Linked DNA regions of Homo sapiens: all the other regions are linked to region 2. Evidence: chromatin loops called from intact Hi-C (ENCODE). Cell type or tissue: GM12878. All regions are shown on one strand.

Evidence for each region. A loop is a pair of places that touch in the nucleus more often than their neighbours do. Peaks named below come from ENCODE experiments on the same cell type or tissue, not always from the same donor. Only the 100,000 strongest peaks of a DNase experiment are listed, where the experiment ranks them.
Region 1: it touches region 2 in a loop (7-fold over the local background); 31 of 110 quality-filtered maps call a loop at or near these places.
Region 3: a loop joins it to region 2, with 6 times the contacts of the local background. A loop is called at or near these places in 13 of 110 quality-filtered maps.

The regions. Positions count from the first base shown.
Region 1 is chr18:63,820,656-63,828,655 of GRCh38, reverse strand. No RefSeq gene overlaps it. Among named protein-coding and RNA genes, the nearest start is that of SERPINB7, 49 kb to the right of the region's middle. In GM12878, a CTCF peak has its summit at 4,524 (motif pointing left); no DNase peak of the experiment used is centred here.
Region 2 is chr18:63,932,908-63,940,907 of GRCh38, reverse strand. It overlaps SERPINB10 (serpin family B member 10), which reads right to left. Exons shown (of 8, transcript NM_005024.3): 7 at 7,705-7,860; 8 at 4,797-6,070. The coding sequence ends at 5,666. Among named protein-coding and RNA genes, the nearest start is that of HMSD, 12 kb to the left of the region's middle. RefSeq lists an enhancer at 212-712. In GM12878, CTCF peaks have their summits at 4,105 (motif pointing right) and 4,566 (motif pointing right); a DNase peak (open chromatin) is centred at 4,587; H3K4me3 peaks cover 1,219 bases; H3K27ac peaks cover 392 bases.
Region 3 is chr18:63,845,542-63,853,541 of GRCh38, reverse strand. No RefSeq gene overlaps it. Among named protein-coding and RNA genes, the nearest start is that of SERPINB2, 38 kb to the left of the region's middle. RefSeq lists an enhancer at 5,206-5,315. In GM12878, CTCF peaks have their summits at 3,364 (motif pointing right) and 5,210; no DNase peak of the experiment used is centred here.

The DNA of each region.
Region 1 (8,000 bases), 110 kb after region 2:
ATAATGACATGGAGCAAAAACTCAAATGTAAAATAAAAGACAAAATCTTCTGAGAAAATCTAGCATATTTTCTTACATGTACATTTGCATGTACCCTATGACCCAGCAATTCCACTAGTAGATATTTATTTAACAGGAGTGAAAGAATATGTACTCAAAAAGCCTTTTACAGGAATATTCACAGCAGCATTATTCATAATAGCTAAAGAAATACCTGAGACTGGGTAATTTATAAAGAAAAGAGATTAATTGGCTTACAGTTCTGAAGGCTGTACAGGAAGCACAGTGGCTTCTGCTTCTAGGGAGGCCTCAGGAATCTTCCAGTCATGGCAGAAGACAAAGAGGGAGTGAGGCGTCTCACATGGCAGGAGCAGAAGCAAGAGAGAGAGATGGGGGAGGTTCTACTCACTTTTAAATGATCAGATTTCATGAGAACTCACTATCGTGAGAATAGCACCAAGGAGATAGTGCTAAACCATTCATGAGAAACTGCCTCCATGATCCAATCACCTCCCCCCAGGCTGCACCTCCAACGCTGGGGATTACAATTCTACGTGACATTTGGTGGAGACACAGATCAAAACCATATCATAAACTCTGAAAAATTCATGCTTCAGCTGGGTCTGCCTAAAGTATGATTGAAGTTGTTACAAGCTAGCAACTGAAAGTTAGAATCCTAAACTCTTTTGTATTTTATATGAAACAAAATGCATGTATAAAATATATTTTATATTCTATATTAGCATGTATTTATCTATCTGTAATATCTTTTTTATTTTCCCATAGTTTTGCGTGCATTTATCTATCTGTAATATCTTTTTTATTTTGCCACAGTTTTGATAGCACAGACAATTCTAGAGTAGATTAAATAAAGACAGAAAGAAAAGGTTTCGACTTTATTTATGGAAACATGTTTTATTCTAACTTACCAAGAGAAGTGGATGAGCTGCTTCTGCAAAAATTCCACTTGCCATGTGGGCTTGATTGCAGCTGGACTTACTGATTTCAGAGAGGAAAGCTTGAATACGTGAATAGACTCTTCTATCTTGATCACATAAGATAGTGTTAGAAAATACTTGAAAATGGGAATTGTGGTATCTGGTACTTTAGTATTAACTGAAGTTGACAAAAAAGGAACCAAATACTATTAATTCCACTATTTGTACATATTTATTTTATATGAAAAGTATTTATTCAGAAATAGAAACTCTAATTTTACACTTGACAAGAACTCATTTTATATTTACCTATAATTTCAAGCACTTCTTGGTGAGCTAGAATGAACATGCTTGATAGCACAGTGACTTAGTTATTATATACAGATCCATTCTTTCTTATTAAGTAGCATGTCTTATTTTGGTTGTGGTCTGTTATTTGGTACAATTTCTGGACACTAAAAATAGAGGTTGGGAAGGCTGAGGGTGATGGAAGGGTGGTAAACCTGGAGTCTTTTGTCCTTACTGTGAATTTCATTGACCAGTTCTACTTTACTTCTGAAAGAGATAATGACCATTTTACAGGTGGCCTGACTGCTAGCTCCTCTCTATATTGTCTATTGCTGTTATTTCTCATTACCTGACTTTATTTCCAGTTTGCAATAAATAACTTAAATTCTTGCTTTTCACCAAAATGTGCAGCCTGACAATCTGAGTGAACGTGGAGAGCAGGCATCAGAGCAACATGTTACAATCATAAAGGAGTAAAGGGTGACTTGGCACATCCCTGCCCAAGTCAGAATTCATCCTATCTTCCCCACCAGCTGGCCCAGAGCAAACAATACTGACGTATTAATTTTAGTACAGTTGACATCAGGAAAATGTATTTGCTGTGTGTTTTAATACGTAAGAATTATGAGCCATAAAATCTGGTCTTAGCAGCCCCACCATGGATGATACTGGGGAAGCCCACATCTTTTATGAAGTGACAGATGGCTGTAGACAAATGAAGGTATACATTATACATTTCCCCCAGAAATGAACATATATCAATAAAACTCATAAAGTCAAACCATCTTCATATAGTTACAATTTCAAAATATGATATATTTATCTCTTTGTGGTTGACATTCCCATATTCATCTACATTTTTTGATCCTTGTATTTGTTGAAAACTCACTATCATCTAGGGACTGTTTGAAGCAATTCTACCCTCTGGGTGGCTTTTGGGATTGCGTTATGAAATGTCTGTGAGAATAATCTCCCTTTTGCACTTACTGCTCATGGGAGAGAATAGCTCTTTTTCTTCAAGACACATTGTGTCCAGCTTAACTATTTGAGTTTTTTAATTGTCACCTCTTATTTCCAAATCTTAACATGATTAATTCTTTCAAAGAAGCATGGTAGGAGTTTGTGTATGTATCTACATTCTAGATGCAAAGGATGTATGGAACAAATACTGTTTATCTCCATAAACATTTAATCCTCATGGACTGAAGATGGACTGCTGTAATAGAAGTAAAAATGAAAACAGAAACAATACCTCCTCATTGGAAGAACTTGAAGTTCTTGTTAATTCATCCAAGTGGAGCACCTGCAATGGAAAACAAAGAACGATTTTCAAAGGCTTTGCAAATGTTATGCCAAAAGACCAGATAGTGACACAGCAGGCCATTTTCTTGTCATAAATGATACACTTTTTACATTTTTATGAATTTTCTGTTATTCATTCCACCTGTCTTTTTTTCTGTTTCTTACTTTTGTTCCTCATCTTTAAAAAATCATATTATTTGAAAGAAGAAAGGTGAGTTTGAAAATAAAACCTTTCAAGTGCTCTTAGGCAGTGTTCTGAGTGTCGGAAAGTTAAGAATGGGGGGTAGGCATTAACTCTTATATATGTATATTCACCATTACAACCCTTGCGTTAGAAAGCAAACTAAAGGTTTAAAAAGACTTTAAAATAAATTCAGGCTTGCTTAATTGTATTTCACATTGACCTCAGAATTATATGCTGGGTATAAAAAAAACAGGACAGAAGAAAAAGTACTTGCTATATTATTCCATTTATTTGAAATTTTAGAATAGGCAACCCAATCTATGATGGTATAGAAAAAGCAAACTGAAGGTTTAAAAAGATGTTTTAAAACCAATTCAGGCTTGCTTATTTGTGTTTCACTTAAATTTGTTCATCTGTGCTTTGCTAGTTGTGAAACATAGTAGGAACCTCATAAATATTTGTTGAATGAAGGATGAATAAATAGTGAATGGATAAATGAATGCATTTTAATATCATTTGCAGGTAGTTAATATTATTTATTGTTCTCTGGCCATATACAAATAATGATTTGAATTCACATAATTGGTAATTATTTTCAGGTTGCCTTCACAAATATTATCTGATTTGCTCTGCACAGTATCCCTTTGAGACTCCAGGAGCTGGTACTATTTTTCTTCACTACTATTAACATGTTTCCTGTAGTACTGTAGTCACAAGGCAACTTGATATGGTTTGGATCTCTGTCGCCACCCAGATCTCACGTTAAATTGTAATCCCCAGTGTTGGAGATAGGGCCTGGGGAGAGGTGATTGGATCGACCATGGGAGTGGATTTTCCCCTTTGGTTTTGTTCTTGTGATGGAGTTCTAATGAGATCTGGTTGTTTAAAAGTGTGTTGCCCCTTCCCCTCCACCCTCTCTTCCTTCTGCTCTGGCCATGCGAAGTGCTGACTTCCCCTTTGCCTCCCACCATAATTGAAGCCATGCAGATGCTGCCATGCTTCCTGTACAGCCTGCAGAACTGTGAGCCAATTAAACCTTTTTTAAAAAATAAATTGCCCAGTCTCAGGTATTTCTTTTTCTTTTCTTTTTTTTTTTTTTTTTGAAATGGAGTCTTGCTCTGTCGCCCAGGCTGGAGTGCAGTGGCGCGATCTCAGCTCACTGCAACCTCCAACTCCTGGGTTCAAGTGATTCTCCTGCCTCAGCCTCCCGAGTACCTGGGATTACAGGTGCCCACCACCTCGCCAGGCTAAGTTTTGTATTTTTAGTAGGAGACGAGGTTTCCCCATGTTGGGCCAGGCTGGTCTCGAACTCCTCAGGTGATCCGCCAGCCTTGGCCTCCCAAAGTGCTAGGATTACAGGTGTGAGCTACCACGCCCGGCCCAGTCTCAGGTATTTCTTTACAGCAGTGTGAGAATGGACTAATACACAACTACTTGGCTTACTTGAGGTATAACCATAATTTCCTAAGGTCTCTATCAGATAACAGCTAAATCAAAAACCTGCAGATCTCTTCAGATATTTAAACGCTGAGTGCTTTTATTATGTTTTGTGTGGTTTTTAAAAGTAGAAATGAAATACACAGGCAGCAGATACAGAACAGATATAATAACCGATATTAAAACAAGGAAGAGAGCTTGCTGTGCATGTGCTTTGAAGAGCAAGAAAATTATAATGGAGCAATGATTATAGAGAGGTAGACTCCAGCTCAATGTGAGGAACAACTTTCTAACCTTTAGAGCTGTCTGAATGTTTTTGAAAGGCTCGTGTTAGAAGACACAACGCTGCTCCATAATCTAGGGAATGCATGAATGGCGCCCCCTGGTGTTGCTTCCATCATCATCCTCATTATCATCATTTCCATTACCGCCATCATCAAAAGAAAAGTGCAATTATTAAGCCTGCAATTCTAAGCATTTGGCTCAATCTCTGAATGTTTTGGGGGAAGAATCATTAAGAGGAAAAATATGAGAATTCTTCTTCATTTTTGTATGGGAAGAAGAGAAGGAAAAGTTTGATTTGATTCTGTTCTTACTCGGTCAGCTTGGCTGTCAGAGACAAATAATTATTTCCACTCCAGACTCTCTGTCTGACTTGTGCCCGCAGCACTGCAGCCCACACCATATCTCTGGTTGCAAAACCTGAGGCAGCACAAGTGCAGCCAAGGCGGCCAGCCAGTCTCTCACGTTGAAGAAAGCGGGTGAGGACAGAGGGATTCTACCCTATGCATCCACATCCCAAGATGATTGTAAAGATTCCCACAGCTTCCTCATTCTCAACTATGTCTCCATCTCCACATATATATACTTACCAAACACATATTATGGGTGAGTCACTCAGGAGCTATTCTTCTAATGCACGCAAAGAGAAAAAAATGGAACACAACAGCCTTAACATTTAATTTTTCTTTCTTTTCTTTTCTTTTTTTTTTTTTTGAGACGAAGTCTTGCTTTTGTCCCCCAGGCTGGAGTGCGATGGCACAATCTCGGCTCACTGCAACCTCTGCCTCCCAGATTCAAGCGACTCTCTTTCCTCAGCCTCCTGAGTAGCTGGGATTATAGGCGCCTGCCACCATGCCCGGCTAATTTTTGTATTTTTAGTAAAGACGGGGTTTCACCATGTTGGCCAGGCTGATCTCGAACTCCTGACCTCAAGTGATCCACCTGCCTCAGCCTCCCAAAGTGCTGGGATTATAGGCGTGAGCCACCAGGCCTGGCCAATTTTTCTTGTTTTTAAAAATAACATTAAATTCCGTGTTAGACTACAGCTTCTCAATTAACTTCCAGTTTAAAACCCAAATTGGGAGAAGGCTTGTTCCATTAGTTAATTATCCCCTCTAAAATAGAGAGATAATTAAGGCAAATGGAAAGATCCCTACTAAGAAATATTTTCTCCACTCACCTAAAATTCTCAATTGAGTTGCAGTACTATTTACCCTTAGAAGATTGTAAATTCTTTCATTAGATTATAAGCCTCTTGGGGACAGAAGCCTTATGAAATATTCTTTATGTGATCTATAGTCATTTGTTTATTCATCCAGCAATTATTGAGTCAATGGGCAAAAATAGTTTTGTAAAGCCTCCTTAGCGCTGGGTGCTAGAGGCACTGGTCATTTACTATGCACAGAGCACAATTCAGCACAATCCTGAATATTGTATACTTATCATCTGACTTGAGTTATCCACTTGTGTCTTAAAACACATTAATTTCAGTCCACCTGGCACCTAGATTGTGTTTTGAGAAAACAGATCACATAAGAGGAAGTAGAAGAAAGGAGGTTAAAGGGGCCCGAATTTTAGGAAGCATCTTGGGATGCTGACTTACACCAGGATGGCACTTGGTAGCTAAGAATGTACAGGAAGGGATGGAGGTGGGGACTCCCAATTTTCCATGGGCCTGGTTGGCATCATTGAGTGTGTCTCCTCCTTCCAGCCTCGGCTATCCCTTCTTCGACTGCTCCACAGAAGAGAGCTATGGACACTGTTTTTTTTTTTTTTTTCCTGAGACGGAGTCTCGCTGTGTTGCGCAGGCTGAGGTGTAGTGGCATGATCTCGGCTCACTGCAAGCTCCGCCTCCCGGGTTCACGCCATTCTCCTGCCTCAGTCTCCCGAGTAGCTGGAACTACAGGTGCCCACCACCACGCCTGGCTAATTTTTTTGTATTTTTAGTAGAGACGGGGTTTCACCATGTTAGCCAGGATGGTCCCAATCTTCTGACCTTGTGATCCACCCACCTCGGCCTCCCAAAGTGCTGGGATTACAGGCGTGAGCCGCCGCGCCCGGCCTATGGACACTCTTACCTTTTACACCCTTTTTTGAGGGAGGCAATTTCCTAGGAAACTTTAGGCGAGAGTGGACCTTCTCTTGTGTTTACAGAGTCCAGCATCTATAAAATCTCCATATCATGACAGTGTTTGAAATTGTAACCTGATTGTCCTCTAGACATGACTGAAAGTGTGTTGTGATGCACCTTCTCCATGTGAGATGCACTGTTGCCTCTGGCTCCAAAAAGCCCCACAGCCAAGGAGACAGGAGAGTCAAGGGACAAAAGAAGAGATTCTCAGTTGCGTGGCCATAGCTAATTTCTTTAAAGGCATCAAAGCAGAATTGTGCATTTGCTGCACTGAAAGAGCCTCTTTCTCTACCTGCATCTGGAATACAAAGGCAAACGTCAACAACAACCATAAAAATATAAATTGAAACACCACTATTTAACAGTTTATTTCAAATTAGGGCAAGACTTTTATTTTGTCAACATAAGTGCTCAGCGAGGGGCTTTGGGGAAGCAAAAATAATGCAGATTTTATAACCAAATACATTTCCTACTCTGCCATATTCTAATTTTATGGCCAGTTACCTAAGATCTTTTGGCTTCTATTTCCTTTTCTCGAAAAGTGCTTAAATAACAGCTTCCTTATAGGATTAGTGCAATGATTAAATCATGTGATGTTTATGGGGTTCCCAGGACAGTGCCTGCAAATGGTGGTCGAGTAATGCCATTTTGTTACTATTGCTGTTGTTATTGTTAGCTTAGTTTAGTTCCCTTTGTCAGGGTAATAACAAAAAAGACAATGTTATAATTTTGATCCCAATAGGCACATGACCTCACTGCATCTTGCAGAAGTACACAAAAGGGGCTGAAGGAGAGGGTAAGTATGCACCAGCCAAAGCCAATTCCCATCCCCATTTCCCATTGGAAAAACATCTCAAAGTACACATCCTTTCACAGTGGGTTGGCAGTGCCATCAACATAAATAAAGGAGTATACTATTTTATCTGTATTTTTAAGGTGGGGAAAAATATAACTAAGTGTATTATCATCCTATAGAATGAATATTCTACTTTCTTCTTTGGAGTCTTCTTCAAATATTTACTGAGAGACAGAGTTTCCTGTTCTAAGGTTTTTGGAACTGGCAGAGCTCACCTGGGCTTAATGCCTTCTCAAGTGGTTGCTCACAGCCACAATAGGGTTTTGGAACTCTGAGTCTCTTCAAAGGAGCTAACATAAAGCCATGTAAGAGAATTCCAGGAAGAACATTCCTTCATTCCTGCCTTCCTTCCTCCATTCACTAAACCCTCCCTTGCACTGGGAACTGTCTGGAGGAATAAGGCTGGAGAACAACTCGGGAAGTTCAGCATTGCTGCTGCTGCCTGGCACCTGCACTGAAGTCAGTTGCAGGTGGAATCAGGTAATGGGAGCCCATGCGCTGTGTTCTGCATCTCCCTTCCTTGCCTGAGGCTGCCGTGTTAAAAAACCATGGTGGGGTCTACAGCCTCTTGGGATTAGTGCT
Region 2 (8,000 bases):
ACAGAGACAGTCAGGGCTCCTTGAGCTGTGGTGGGCTCTTCCCAGTTTGAGCCTCCTGGTGGCTTTGTTTACCTACTCAAGCCTCAGCAATGGCGGGCACCCCTCCCCCAGCCTCGCTACCACCTTGCAGTTCGATTTCAGACTGCTGTGCTAGCAGCGAGCGAGCCTCCGTGGGCGTGGGACCCTCCCAGCCAGTCGCGGGATATAATCTCCTAGTGTGCCATTTGCTAAGACCATTGGAAAAGTGCAGTATTAGGATGGGAGTGACCCGATTTTCCAGGTGCCGTCTGTCACGGCTTCCCTTCGCTAGGAAAGGGAATTCCCTGACCAATTGCGCTTCCCGGGTGAGGTGATGCCCCACCCTGCTTCAGCTTACACTCAGTGGGCTGCACCAACTGTCCTGCACCCACTGTCCAACAAGCCTCAGTGAGATAAACCCGGAACCTCAGTTGAAAATGCAGAAATCACCCATCTTCTGCGTTGCTCACACTAGGAGCTGTAGACTGGAGCTGTTCCTATTGGACCATCTTGGAACCTGATCTCTCCTAAGTTTTGTATTTTTAGTAGAGACAGGATTTCACCATGTTGGCCAGGATAGTCCCAGTCTCTTGACCTTATGATCCACCGGCCTCCGCCTCCCAAAGTGCTAGGATTACAGGCGTGAGCCACCACGCCCGGCCATATCTTCAAATATCTTAGTGGAGGGTCAAGCACTGAGGCTGGAACATATTTTTCCGGCACTCAGCAACCCGCGCCTCAGCTTACAGACTGGTAACAACCAAGTGGTGAAGAAGATTCCTTATCTCTAGTGGCTTCCATTCCCTGAACTGAAATAATAGATCTGGAATTGAAGAAAATTCACAGTCCATCAATATAAATGCAAATTGCTTTTTTCTCCCCCTTACTGGAATTTCATGGAAAAATTCTGAATAAATTTACCTCTCTTGTTCCCACAGTTAAGAATCAAAATAATTCATTTTTGAGGGAAAAGGACTCAGCGATGCAATGAGGCCATGCTCTCCTGCTCCACTCTAGATTTCTATTGTACTGTTTTAAAAAGAGAAAAAGTGATTGTATTTTTTAAACCACAGACCATCTTTTACATTTAGATGCTTAGATATTTTCTAAATCCTTCCCACATCAAATCTTTTCATCCCTTGAAATCCCTTCTTCACTAAATAACAGATTTGGGAAACAATATAAACAAACCATTTACTAGTTGTCCATAACTTCATTTATTAGACTTTTATTGTACTGAGCACTGCAACAGGCCATAAGGAAGTTAAGAAACAAAACTAAATAAAATATGTACCTTCTTTTTCTCTGTATCTCAGATGAATGGGAAAGACAGGTTGTATTTACAATAGAGTGGACAGCGGCTTTAATGGAGCAGGTACACAGCAGTATGAGAAGAGAATGATGGAAACAGTAGCTCTGGGGACTCGGGATGAATCCACAGTAGCATCAGTTGAGCTGAGTCTTATAGGATGAGTGACTTTACAGATGGAGAGTGGAGAAAGAATATGTTAGGCAGAGGGGACATATTTCTAAAATGTGGTTGTGAAAAGGTTTGTAGCAGGTGAAGAATGGGTATATTTTGAGGGTGGAATAGAAGGTGTATACTGGGGAGTGGCACATGGTGACATTGAATGAGGTTAAACCCAGTCAGTAGGTCAAGCCTAAACTGGGAAAGATTCTGTCTGCCATTCTAAGAAATTTGGGGCTTATTCTTTGAGCAATGGAAAACCATTATAGAATTAAAACCAGAGAAGTGGCATGATAGCATGATTTATTGATTTCTCTCTCTCTCTCTCTCTCTCTCTCTCTGTCTGATTTACTTTAATGTCAATACTTAGGATGCAGGAGGAGACCAGAACACAAGTATTTTGGGCCTAAGCCCAGACAGTAGCAATGCTGATGCCAAGAACTCATTAGAAGGCAGAAATCACAGGAGCTAATGACCAAGTTGATTTTGGGGGAGAGGGCAAGGAAAAGAGCAGATTACTATATGACTTAGTTTTTTAACATACATAATTGGATAAATGATGACCTTATTAACAGAGAGAGAGAACATGGGGGAAAGGAGTAGCAAGTAAAAATGCCTGGAGACAGAAGTAAAGACTAAGGTATGGTGTAGAGGCACCAAGTGAAGTTTCAGGAGACACAAATTGGCCCAGGCAGCTTGCATATAAATAAGACATTGGTCTGATGAAAGAAGCCTAGATGATGATGCCAATATTTATTTATTTAGAGATAAGGTCTTTACTCTGTCTTCCAGGCTGGAGTGCAGTGGCACAATCATGGCTCACTGCAGCTTTGGCCTCCTAGGCCTAAGTGATCCTCCCTCAGCCTCCCAAGTAGCTGGGATCACAGACATGCACCACCATGCCCGGCTAATTTTTTTTTCTCTTTTGTAGAAACAGGGTCTCACTATGTTGCCCAGGCTGATCTCGAACTCCTGAGCTCAAGTGACCCTCTCACCTTTGCCTCCCAAAGCGCTGTGATTACAGAAATGAGCCACCATGCCCAGCAATGCCAACATTTAAGATATGGCTTCAGAAAGAGGACATAGCAAAAAGGATGTAAAAAAGGAGAAGATACAGAAAAAGCTGGACAAAGAAAAAGAAGGAGGTGAATAGTATCAGCAGCTGCTACTAGAGGAAAAGGAACATTAAGATTGAAGAGAGCCCACTTCTCAGTATTCTAGTCACTACTTACCTTAGTGAGAGTGGTTGGGATAAAAATCAAATTGAATTGGATTGAGATATAAAAGGGAAAAGTGAAGACAGCCCTCTTCGACTACTCTTTCAAGAAACCTAGCCATGAGGAACTAGAGAGAGCATGCTGTCTACAGATAGAGGGAAGCTGGAACAAGGATAGTATGGTAAGGACAGATGGCATTTACCATGTCTTTTGCCTTCTGAATAGTGACAATCAGAAACAGCAGGTAAAATACTAGGAAATTAGGGAAATGTCTTTGATTTAATGAAAAACCTAAACTAAAAAATGTATGGAAGAGCTGTTTAAAAAGGAGGATGGACAGGACCTGGGGATTGTTGGGTAGGAGGGTGAGGAAGGAGAAAGCTGGCATGATTTGCAGACTTACTGACTTGGACAAGCCAGTGAATGGCAGTGACAATAAGCAAGATTGGGGAAAGAGGAAACTGAATGAATTTGGAAGAGAAAATGAATTTCGTTTTTGACATGCTAAGGTTATATGGAAAGTTCAGGGGAAGTTTGGGAGGCAAAGGTGGGAAGGTCACTTGAGCTCAGGAGTTCGAGACCAGCCTGGGCAACATAATGAGACCCTTTCTCTACAAAAAAAGAAAAACTTAGTGGTCCTCAACAAATCGATATAGTTGAAGTCACGGGAATGGAGTGATTTTCCAGAGGGTGTGTGAAGAGCACCAGAGCCCTAAGAACGCCAAAATATAAGCGGTCAATAGAGGAAAAAAGAGCCGGAAAAAGACACTTGGAGAGGCAAGAGAGGCACAGAAAGAACTAGATAAGAGAGTTACTGAAAACAACAAATAAAAGGAGGAGGACTTTTGAGGAGGAAGTTGAGCAGTTTGGGGAGATGACCAGGTTCATATGGGATCACAGAGTGCGTGGCCATAGTTAAGTGGCAGTAAAAGTGCCTAGATTCGAGCGGGTGTAGAATCTTGTGGGTTGGGGGTTAGCCGGGCATCTAGGAGGAACTGAAAGCTGCAGATGTGTGGACAGATGATGGTGCAGGTACCGATGACCAGGAAGCTGAGCCAGATGCTGAAATCCGGAGATGTCGGGAAAAGAGCAGAGGCTCCCGTGTGGTCTAGGAGCTGAGTCAGACGGAGAAATACAGGGCTCGGAGTCCCTGAAAGCAACAGGTAACTTCAGGCCCTAAAATTGGGGTAGCCCCGGCCTCGAGGTGATCCCTGCCCGAGCCTAGCGCCGGTTCTGGGCCAGGGCGCGTGGGGTGTAGGAGCGATGGGCGATGCTACCCGTAGCTCCGTGGAGAGATGGGGCCGGTGAGGCATCCCTAGGGCCACCCCCCCCAACTCCGGGGGGAGTTCCTTCCTCCGGGCTCTGAGCACCAGCTGATGGCGCCCTCCTGAGCCCCTGCCTCCCCACACCGTGTTCTTCCCTTCCGCGCTGGCCTTGCGGGAACTCGCCCGCCCCTGCTAGGGCTCCGCCCCACGGGCGGGCGTGGGTTTCACTCGGAAGCTCTTTCAAGGATTCTGCGCCGCTTGCATTCTGCGGGGCTGGACTGTGTCCGCGGAAGCTCCCCCATCCCCTCAGCCAACCCCGTGCTCCCCTCGAGGGCTCCTGGGAGGACTGGGCTGGCAGCGGGGGTGGGGGTCGCAGGATGCCACGGGTAGGAGGTCATGGGGGGAGGATCACCTTGATGTCCACTTCGGGGAGAGAAGGGTCAAGGGACACCTCATACACCCTAAGGAGACCATCTATTAGTTCCCGCCATAGCGCCCCGTTTATTTCCGTCACCTCACCGATCACCAGCTGTAATTAGAATTAGGTGTTGTTGAGGCTGTGGTTCGCTCTCCACGTCCACTAGAATTAGTCACCAGGAGGTGGCAGCCGAGGCACACCGCGTTCCCCCGCCCTGGACCAGTGTTAGAGGCGACGCGCTCAGGCCTTCTGTGCGGACCCGGAAGGAAGGTCAGGTCCCGGGGCCCGAAAGGAAGAGGCAGCAGCCGAGGATGGGCGCCCAGGAGGAGGAACGCGCGCTGCATTGCGCTCGCCGGGGCTAAGGCTACTGGGGGATGTTGGTATTGAGTATTTCAGCCATCCATAATGACTATTTTTAATAAAACTTTTATTTTGGAATAATTTTAGATTGGCAGAAGAGGTGCAGAGATAATACAGCTAATTCTCATATACTCCAGTACAGTTTCCCCAAGTGATAACATCTTACATGACCACGGTACATTTGTCAAAACTAGGGCACCAACATTGAGAGATTGCTACTAGCTAAACTTCAAATTTCATTTGGATTTCACTAGTTTTTTAAGCTAATGTCAATATAAGTATTTTTTAAATAGCAGAAAAAGGGGGTTTAGTTTTACAATCATAATTTATGAGCCACCAAAATGATTTTTTTGAGACAGGGTCTTGCTCTGTTGCCCAGGTTGGAGTGCACTGGTGTGATCTTGGCTCACTGCAGTCTCAACCTCCTGGGCTCAAGCAATCCTCCTACCTCAGCCTCCTGAGTAGCTGGGAACACAGGTGTGCACCACCATGCCGGGCTAAATTTTTGATCAAAACGATATTCTTGAGAAACTTCGTATTTATCAATATCATATCACCTTTATAAAGATTTTTTTTCATTTAATGATGTATATGAAATATATGATAACAAGTATCATGGATATTGCAAGTGATCAAGAATTGTAAGGCATTCAGTTGAATAGCATAGTACTTCTGAAATGTAAATGAAAGTCACATTAGACAAAATGTTAACGTGTTAAAAATAAAAATCGTCATTCTCTCCAGCTGTACAGATATGACAGGATCATTAGAATGCATTATTTCAAGATCTATTTACTTATATTCAAATGTGAAAAAGGTTTAGACTACAAACTCATTTTTGTGAAAATTGTGCTTTTCCATCTCATGGTACATTTTTCACACTGTAAGATGGTCTTGTTTGTTGAGAGATATGCAGGATTTAGGGGGAGCATAATCTTCCATAAAAAAGAATGGTGTTGGTTTTATTGTGCCTGATGAAGAAGAGGAATGGGTGATTTGCATTGAATTCAATGGATGGGACTCTAATTCGTATATCTATCTCACTCCCACTGCCAGCTGCAGCTTCAGTACCTTGTTCATTTATTTCCACAAAAGCCTTATGGAAAACATTGGACAAAAATAGGTTTCTTGCTGAAGACATTCCTGAGAAATCAGCTTTGCTTTGGCTGAAGGCATCACTCATCCCCATACTGCTCAGGGTTGACTTGAGATCATAACTGTCTTCCAGCTTGAACTTGGGAAGGTGTAGCTGCACTTCATACAACTCCATCATGTCTGCACTGGTCCACTCATTCAGCTTCTCATAGGTGATGGCCTTTTCCAGCTGCCCATTTGGAACCAAGAAAGAAAGAATCAGTAATTCCAAAGTGGAATGAAAAACAGTAGTAGAGAGAGCACCCTAGGAATTACATAGGTGAATTATGATCACTCCCGTTACTCAGGGTGACAACACACACACATCTGGAAATCCTTTGGTTGTATAATGTTGACCTTCAAAATCTTTTTTCTGCAGATTAATTGCTATCCGGATATAGGAGAATTAGAGTTTAATTCAAAATGGAAGTACTTCTGCTATAGTATGCAAGACATCAGCTATACACTCAAATACATAAATATAAATATACATTTAGATGTTAGCTATACAAAAGCATATACTCTAGTTCAAGTTGTAAGCCAAGGCACAAAAAATCTTGTTTATCGACATGGGAGACAGCTCTTTGAAAACAAAATTTGGAATAAAATAACACGTCTATACTCTAATCAAAACAACGTGAGATTAATAATTATAGACTAAGTCAAAAAAGAAAGAAAAGATAAGAAAATCCTCCAAATCTCAAAAGTAATTATTTTACAGTGAGTTTAAGGATGCTTTCCCTCTTCTTTATATTTTAAATTTTTAAAATGATAAATATGTGTGTACATACTATATATGTATGTATATATGTATACACAAAAATACACATGTATATATGTGTATGTTTGATTTTTTAAATGACATGTTTGTTTCAATGCACATGCATCTTCTAGACGGAAGTTTTGGCTGTCAATGGCATACCTGTAAACCACTTACATTAATAACATGACAGTATCTTCAGCTCAGGAAATTGCACTTCTAGGTTTTTATCTTACAAGGGCTTGACTCTGATGGTTATTTGTCCACACTGGTTTTATTTTCACTATCCTCTCCAGTTTCACAAATTTTATGACATAATTTGGAAATATTTTCTACATACTAGTAGGATCGTGGAAACTTATAAGTATTAAGAGTCTGACACATGTGAAAAATTAGACACTGTGCAAAGAAAGACAGGCCATCCGTTGCATGAGACTCATGTTCAGTTTAGGCATGCAAATTGCTCAGAAGCATGGTTTGACAAAAGTTGTGTCCAGATTAATAGAAATTTAGCTGGTAAACAGCTTAAATAATTCTTGAAGACAGTATTGATAGAGACTTTTTCTCCTGAAGGTTGCTTACTTGATAAAAATGTTCAACAAATAAGTTTTGGAAGACAGCTTGATGTCTGCGTACGTGTGTGTATACTAATGCAAATGGTTAAAATATTAATTTCAAATTACATAGGTCCTACCAGAGGGAAACCTAGACTGATTGAAAGATGGTTATGATCAATCCACACAGTTCTGTGACTGACAAGGTATATTTGTATCTGTTGTACATGTGGCTATGTGTGTGATGACCCCAGGCTGGAGCTGTCTATACATTGCCTAACCTTTCTGAGGAACAGTAATATTAATTTTATAGAGTGTTGTAAAGTTTAAATAATATTGTGAAGGTGAAGTGCCTAGAACTCAAGGTACATTGGTGACCTTTCTCTATAGGAATTAAATAATAGGGAGAACATTCTTCCTGAGGACAATTGGGAGAAACCTTGGCCAAGCAGTTCTTTTCTTAGTAAACACTGGAAACACCCTCACATCAGACACACTGATGTTATTTACCTGTTCCAGCCCATTAATGTCTTCTGGCAGTAGTATAAGCAGGCTGAGGTCACGGCTTTTGTAGTAGAGTTGAAGGCCCACTGCTTTTGGCTTTTCTATGTGAAAAATGTGAAGCTTTTTCTTCATAAACATCATTTGCACTGGTTTGCTTGTAGTCTAAAAAAAACAAAAAAACAAAAAAACAGGTAACAAGGTCATTGAAGAAGTATTCCACCAACTCCTTAATTCTCTACCATCATTGGCTCTCAGTTGGTGAAACTGCTGATTCTCTGCTAAATGCTGAATAAAGTTATCCA
Region 3 (8,000 bases), 87 kb after region 2:
AATAACTAAAAGAGTATATTTGGATTGTTCGCAACACAAAGATGGATACCCATTTATGTTGATGTGGTTATTATGCATTTATGCCTTTATCAAAATATCTCATGTCCCCATAAATATATATACCTAGTACATACCCACAAAAAATTAAAAATTAAAAACATTTTAAAGTTTTCCCCTTATTTTTAGGTATGGGTTTTCTTCATTTTGTGAAAGGGTGGCCTGCCTTTCCACACCTGTGGGTATTTTTTGTCTGGTGGGACGAGAGACTGAGAAAAGAAATAAGACACAGAGACAAAGTATAGAGAAAGAACAGTGGGCCTAGGAGACCGGTGTTTAGTATACAGAGGACTTGTACCGGACTGGTCTCTGAGTTTTTTTAGTATTTATTGATTATCATTTTTACTATTTTAGTAAAGGGAATGTGGCAGGAGAACAGGGTGATAGTGGGGAGAAGTTTAGCAAGAAAACATGTGAGTAAAGGAATCTGTGTTACAAATAAGTTTAAGGGAAGGTACTATGTCTGGATGTGTATGTAGGCCAGATTTATGTTTCTCTTTATTTAAACATTTTAGTGTAGTAAAGAGTAACAGAGTAGTATTGTCGCCAGTATATTTTGCCTCTAGTCACAGGGCGGTTTTTTTTTTCTGTCTCAGAATAGAACGAATGTATGATCGGCTTTTATACCGAGACATTTTGTTCCTAGGGGCATGCAGGAGACAGAGGCCTTCCTCTTATCTCAACCGCAGGAGACCTTCCTCTTCTACTAATCCTCCTCAGTACAGACCCTTTACGGGTGTCAGGGTGGGGGACGGTCAGGTCTTTCCCTTCCTACGAGGCCATATCTCAGGCTGTCTCAGTGGGGAGAAACCTTGGACAATACCTAGGCTTGCTTGGGCAGAGGTCCTTGCGGCTTTCCACAGTGTATTGTGCCCCTGGTTAATCGAGAATGGAGAATGGCGATGACTTTTACCAAGCATACTGCCTGTAAACATATTGTTAACAAGGCACATCCCGCACAGCCCTAGATCCCTTAAACCTTGATTTCATACAACAAATGTTTCTGTGAGCACAGGGTTGGGGCTAAAGTTACAGATTAACAGCATCTCATGGCAAAACAATTGTTCAGGGTACAGACCAAAATGGAGTTTCTTATGTCTTCCTTTTCTACATAGACACAGTAACAGTCTGATCTCTGTTACAGCTTCTACAGAAAATCTAATTACGCTATTTCAAACAATAGGACAATTCTGCCCATGGTTTCCAGAACAGGGAACTTTAGATCGAAAAGATTGGGAAAAAATTGGCAAAGAATTAAAACAAGCAAATAGGGAAGGTAAAATCATCCCACTTACGGTATGGAATGATTGGGCCATTATTAAAGCAACTTTAGAACCGTTTCAAACAGAAGATAGTGTTTCAGTCTCTGATGCCCCTAAAAGCTGTGTAATACATTGTGAAGAAGAAGCAAGGACAGAGTTCAAGAAAGGAACGGAAAGTTCACATTTTAAAAATGTAGCAGAGTCTGTAATGGCTCGGTCAACGCAAAATGTTGACTACAATCAATTACAGGAGGTAATATATCCTGAATCATCAAAATTAAAGGAAGGAGGTCCAGAATTATTAGGGCCATCAGAGCTTAAACCACAAGGGCCATCAACTCCTCCTCCCGCAGTTCAAATGCCTGTAACATTACAACCTCAAATGCAGGTTAAACAAGTGCAAACCGTTGGGTCCCTTTCCTGGCCAGCATCAGTTTTAAAGTTACCGGGAACTGCTATGCCTCAAGATCTCCCTGTTTTCTGGTGTGATCTCAGCTCACTGCATCCTCTGCCTCTCAGTTCAAGTGATTCTCCCTGCCTCAGCCTCCTGAGTAGCTGGGATTACAGATGCCTGCCACCACATCTGGCTAATTTTTTTTTTTTTTTTTTTTAGTAGAGATGGGATTTCACCATGTGGGTGAGGCTGGTCTCAAACTCCTGACCTTAGGTGATCTGCCCGCCTCGGCCTCCCAAAGTGCTGAGATTATATGGGTGAGCCACCGTGCCCGGGCAAGACCTATTGTTTTCATAAAAAGAAGAAATATGTTATCAAATATCTCATTACTCCCAGCACAAGCCCTGTTTTATCACTCACAATCAACATATAGCAACCGTTTGCCTAATTCTTCCCTACCTTTGGATTCCTAGCTCACCCTTTGACCTTGTCTCCTATTGATGCTTCCCTGGTGCTAACAGTGGCTTCTCTCCATTAGATACAATAGTTTCTGACAATCTATATATGATTAGTGCATACCTTGCATTATTCTTGAAAGACAGCATTAGAAATGGATTCCACCTAAATATACTGTCAATAGGAATAATCTCCTATACTAGACTAGACGATGTCTAAAATCTTACCATCAATGCGGCCACAGTCTACTGTCTCTGCTAATCCACGTCTAAATCTAGGACATGACTGTGCGGGGCTTAGTATTACATTCTAAGAGAGTTATCCTGTTCAGCACACAGATTAAGGCCACACCACTGTAAGAGGGGAAGCAATTTCAATGAACATGTCAATCACTGGAAAGTGAAGGAGGTGCTAAAACAGAAAATACAGTTCAGAGGTAACTATGAGTGAGGGGGGAGGGAACTGTATTTCTCTCTAGGTCCAGCGTTGAAGACATTTAAATGCCTGGATTTTTGATTGTGTGTACTAGGTATTAAGAGTCACCCTGACTGTGGAGGAGGGCCCGAGATCAGGATGGGACATGTTCAAGCCCCAGAGTGCAAGCATATTTTGTAAGATATCATCCAGTTTTACATTGTTCTGTTTGGTTGACTCCACATCCTTTAGTTAAGTCTCCTTAAACAATTTCTATTTTGTCTCATCATACCTCAGAGAATTAAAAGGAAAATGAAGTTTGGCAAACAAGAATTATTTTCTATTATCAACCCTAAAGAAGCCGAATTTTATTTTTATTAAGGAAATACAGTACTTCCATACTTGATTCTCAAAGAGCATTTTCTGATTTTTTTCATTGTGTTATCCGACTACAGTCCCCTTGTTTAAAACCTTAAAATATTCTATTATTTTCTGTTGTAACATTTATTATAATAATAGTGGTAGAGTTCATGGTGTTATTTTCTTTATTTCCCTCATTGGCTTGGTAACTATACGCTATCAGAGACCAAGTCTTCTTTCATTTCCTGCAGCATTTCAGTATTCTCAACTGATGTCAATAAATAATTAAGTCCCGCATATTGTGTAAAGCAGGATTTCTCAACATCAGCACTGTTGACATTTTGGGCTGGGTAATTATTTGTTGTGGGGCTGTCCTTTACATTGTAGCATGTTCAGCCACATCTCTGGCTTCTAACCACCGGATGGCAGTAGCAGCCCTTCCCTACAATTCTGACCATCAAAGATGTCTCTAGACACAGAGCCAGATGTCGCCCAGGGGCAAAATCACCCTTAGTTGAGAACCATGATCAAGAATATTGCAGCATTCAAAATGCTTTCAGGTTAAAAAATAAAGAATACTGCATCATTCAAAATTCTTTCACAAAAAAAGATGATTGTTAAAAGTTGAATGATAGTAGTGATAAATAAAAATCTGGCTTAAATTGATTGAATCATGTAATTTTCAAACATTTATTTTGGCAATTTCCAAAAGCCTCAAAATAGATGGAAGAAAGGGAAGTAGCATTAATAGATCATACCTACTAGGCACTAGGCACTTACCTTACAGTGATTCATCTAATGATCCACAAAATGTAATGAAATAAGTTAATATCAGGACTCCAGAGAAGGGTCTGTTTTCTGAGGTATTCTCCACAAAATGTAATGAAATAAGTTAATATCAGGACTCCAGAGAAGGCTCTGTTTTCTGAGGCATTCTCCACTGACCATTCACCATTAGTGTAATAATTTTTAAAATAGCATAATAGTTAAGCCCATGGGCTATAGTGGTAGCTAGAGGGTTCCAGGCCTGGTGTTGCCATCTGTTAGCTGTGGGACTAGGGCAAGTTATAAGCACTCTGTGAGCTTCAATTTCCTCACCCATGAAGATGGATTTAATTATAGTACTCCCTTCATAGGTTTTGTGAGAATTAAGTGACATAATGCATACAAAGTGTTTAAAACATTGCCCAAACCTTAGTACCCAATAAATATTGCTTCTAAAAATAAAATTAACTTTACATCAAAAGGAGCACACCAATTGCAAGCACCTAAATAGTAAGACATAACCCGATTTCAGAGACTTTAAAAATACCTTAAGCATTTATCTGATAACTCATGTTGTTGTCCATCTTTTCATGTGCTTATTGGCCATCTGTATATTTTCTTATGTAAGGTGTCTGCTAGAATATTTTGCATGTGTTTTAACTGAATGTTTTTCTTTGAGTTTATTATTTTGAATATAAGACCTTTATCTGCTATATGTGTACAAATATTTTCTCCCAATTTCTGATTCACCTTTTTGTTTACTAGGAAGAGCAAATGTTTTTACTTTTGATAAACTCCAATTATCCTTTTTTTCATTTATTATCTGTGCAATTCATATTTTAAGGAATCCTTGCCCAGCCAGATCTCACAAAGATTTTCTCCCGTATTTTCTGCTAGCAGTTCTAACTTTTTACATTTAGGACTATGATCCCTTTCAAGTTAAACAAAATGTGGTGTATCCAGACAGTGGAATACTACTCAGCAGTAAAAAGGAGTAAGTTACTGATACACACAATTTAATCTCAAAATTATTAGTCTGAGTAAAAGCAGCCAGACACAACAGAGTAGATGCTGCATAATTCCATTCATAAAAACTTTTAGAAAATACAAACTCATGCATAGTGACAGAAAGCTGATTATTGGTTGTCTGTGGATGGGGATGGAGGCAGAGTGGACTTCAAAAGGGGATGAGGAAACTTTAGGAGGTGATGGAAGTGTGGCATCTTGATTGTACTGCTATGTTTACAACCGTCAAACTAATAAAATGGCTTACTATAAATATGTGCAGTTTATTTGATGTAACTTATACCTCAATAAAGTTTTTAAAACCCATTTAAGATCAAGGAGATAAAGAATTTTGCTCAAGCTAGTTGGTGCAGAATTAAGATCCTATATTCACATCATGCCAACCCCAGCACTTGTCTGACTTCACGGCACCTTAATGTTCCACAAACGGTATCTAATGTTGGCTCTCAGTGGGTAACAAGCAACTCCTGTCCTCTAGAGGTCAGGCTTGTCCAGGAAAATAATTCCAGAAACTGGTAAATACACTTGCTCACTTGAAAGTAGCCTTACACTATGTTGGAGGAAATACTTTGTGTGTGTGTGTGTGTGTGTGTGTGTGTGTAATTTGCATAAAAAAATTAGTGTGGTTTAGTATGAGACCCTATCCCCACATAAAAAAACCCCACATTTCCCTAGAGTAAGGATGATGAGAGTTAGCATTTTATGGAAAGATAACCTGTTCAAGGAGTCTGAAAAGGACCTTAAATCAGGAAAACCTGGTTCTATGCAGATTTTAAGCCAGAAGCACTGTAGCAAAACCCAGGTACCCTGAGCTATATCGGTTATTTTCTTCCAGAAGTGAAAGTTGGAACAATTTAATAAAGAGCAATAACTTATTACGGATCTATTAAATGCCTGGGCTTGTAGTAGGTGCCTTACACGTGTCAGCATACTAATCCTGACAACAACCGTCTGAGGCTAACGCTAGCCCTACTACTTTCACTGGGGAGGAAGCAGTTGTCAGAGAGGCAAATAACGTCTTCATGTTCCCAGTCAGTGGAGCCTTGTTGCCTCCAAAACCTAATTCACCACTGCGAGATATTACATTTTTATTTTAACAAGACTAAGCCCTAACTGAAATGTATAGTTCATTAATATAAGCAATTTTCAGCCATGGTTGAAGTTTTTGGCCAAAGACCTTCTTTCAATGGAACTGAAGAGATAATATTTTGTCATTGTTCTTATATGTTATACTTAAATCTAAGTGTCCAAATGTCATACTAGTTTACATTTTGTCACTCTTCAAAATGTTATCTCTTTTACTACTAATCATCTTGACAGCACTAATGATACATCTTAACCTGAATTTTACACTAAACTTTAGAAAAGAAGCATTTACCCATATTGATATAAATTCTTCTAAAATCGTTTCCATGGAATGATAATATTCCATCTTGTCAATTCATCATAATTCACTAACCCATATTCCTCTTTTTGTTTTGGATACTTTGCTTGTTTTCTTGGTCTTTGCTAGTAAAAATGAATAAATAAAACAAAAACGTAAAATGGCATGATTATTTCATGTAAAGCTGTTTTCAGTTGTAAATTCAGACGTGATAAAAACGAATAACATTTTAAGCCCCTTTACACTTCTTGACACAATTATTTCCAACATGTTTTACTTACAAAAATATTTATGATGCATCATTAAGAGATAGAAACAGTTCATAAAATATCATCTTTGTATTGGTCACAGGGTTTTTAAAGGCTACTCATATCACACTCGGGGTCAAACAGTCACTGGCTATGTTATTTAATGACTGCATTGGAGACAGTGATGACAAGTTGCTTGAATTTGTAAATGAAAACAATCTAAGAGGAAAAGTTTGGAATACACATTCAGGATATACCAAATCTGGAAATGTTAAATTTAATAGGTACAGATTTTTTTGAAGCCCTCAGAACTGTATAAGGATGATTTAGAGAGAGAATGCAAGCATATAAAAATAAGACAATAGACTTGAGGGTGTGAGTACACCCGAGGGGAACTTCTGGCCCAGACTAGAAAGGGATTATCCATGGCTCTAATTCAGGCTACTTAGAGAAAGGGGTGGGTGTAAGTGATAGCAAGAAATGTCTATGATTTCCATCCTAAAGATGTTAGGAAGCCTAAGGTAAGAGATGGAATTTGGAACCAGTTGAGACCCCAGTGTCACCCAGATAGACCCGAAGGGTAGGCTTATCAAGAACTACATCCCTGGACTTCGGGATGTCGGCTTCTTTGTTCTGCATGAAGCCAGAAGGATGCTGAATTGCTGATTTGCTTTATAAATCTGTAAGGACCTCAAGAATGTAAAAATGACATGCATATTCCACATAATTTAGGATCACAGTGCCCAGGGAATCTGATCATAATGTCTAATTCTTCCCTGGCCACTCTATAAACAGTATTTTCTAGTCAAGAAAAGCTCCTACCTGAGTCAGCCAAGCCTCCAAAATCCTGACTTCTGAGCTGAGGGTCTTGGCCTCAATGATCTTGATCTCCTTTTTTATTTCTTTTTTAAAAATCTCAAAAAAGAGATTTGTGTTGCTAGTTTCATTCCATCTTCTCTGAGGCAAAAATGATATCACAGTTAACTAAAAATTTAGGAACAAAGACCAAAAATATAACTCCAAGGACAGTGGTTGCCATAAAGCTTCCCTGATAACATGGTTTGGGGGACAACTCTTATATCTCAAAGCACCTAGGAAATGACTACCTAAATGAGTAAGATTCAGATTTAGGCATTTATTTGTCAATAACTGATTAATTATACCTCTAACTGTCTATCACCTCTGGGACTCATTGAATGCCCCTCTTAGGACTGGGCTGAGGGATTTCTTTTACTATGTAAGTACTCAGAGCTGAAATTCAGCTGGTTTGTACAGTACAGCAGACTCAAAGCAAAATTCTTACAATACTTTCATACCAGTAAATTGCTGATGCACCATTCTCCAAATCCCCCCCTGCTCCTGTCCCTGTCCCTTCCTTGGGAGGCCCAGTCACCTCTCCATCCAGTAATTTTACTGTGTGTCACAGGAAGGGGCCTCCATCATGCTCCAATGCTGCATCTGGAGTCGTTCTGATGGATTGACGCCCACTGGCAAAATAATTAAACAATTCAATTAAACAATTTGAATACCACCTCTCTTCACTTCTATTTTATTCAGTCACTTATTTTAAGCTCTTTAAAGGTATCATTACTTTGGCCTTTAACTCAAAATTAGAACTAAGTGTGGGAAGTCAC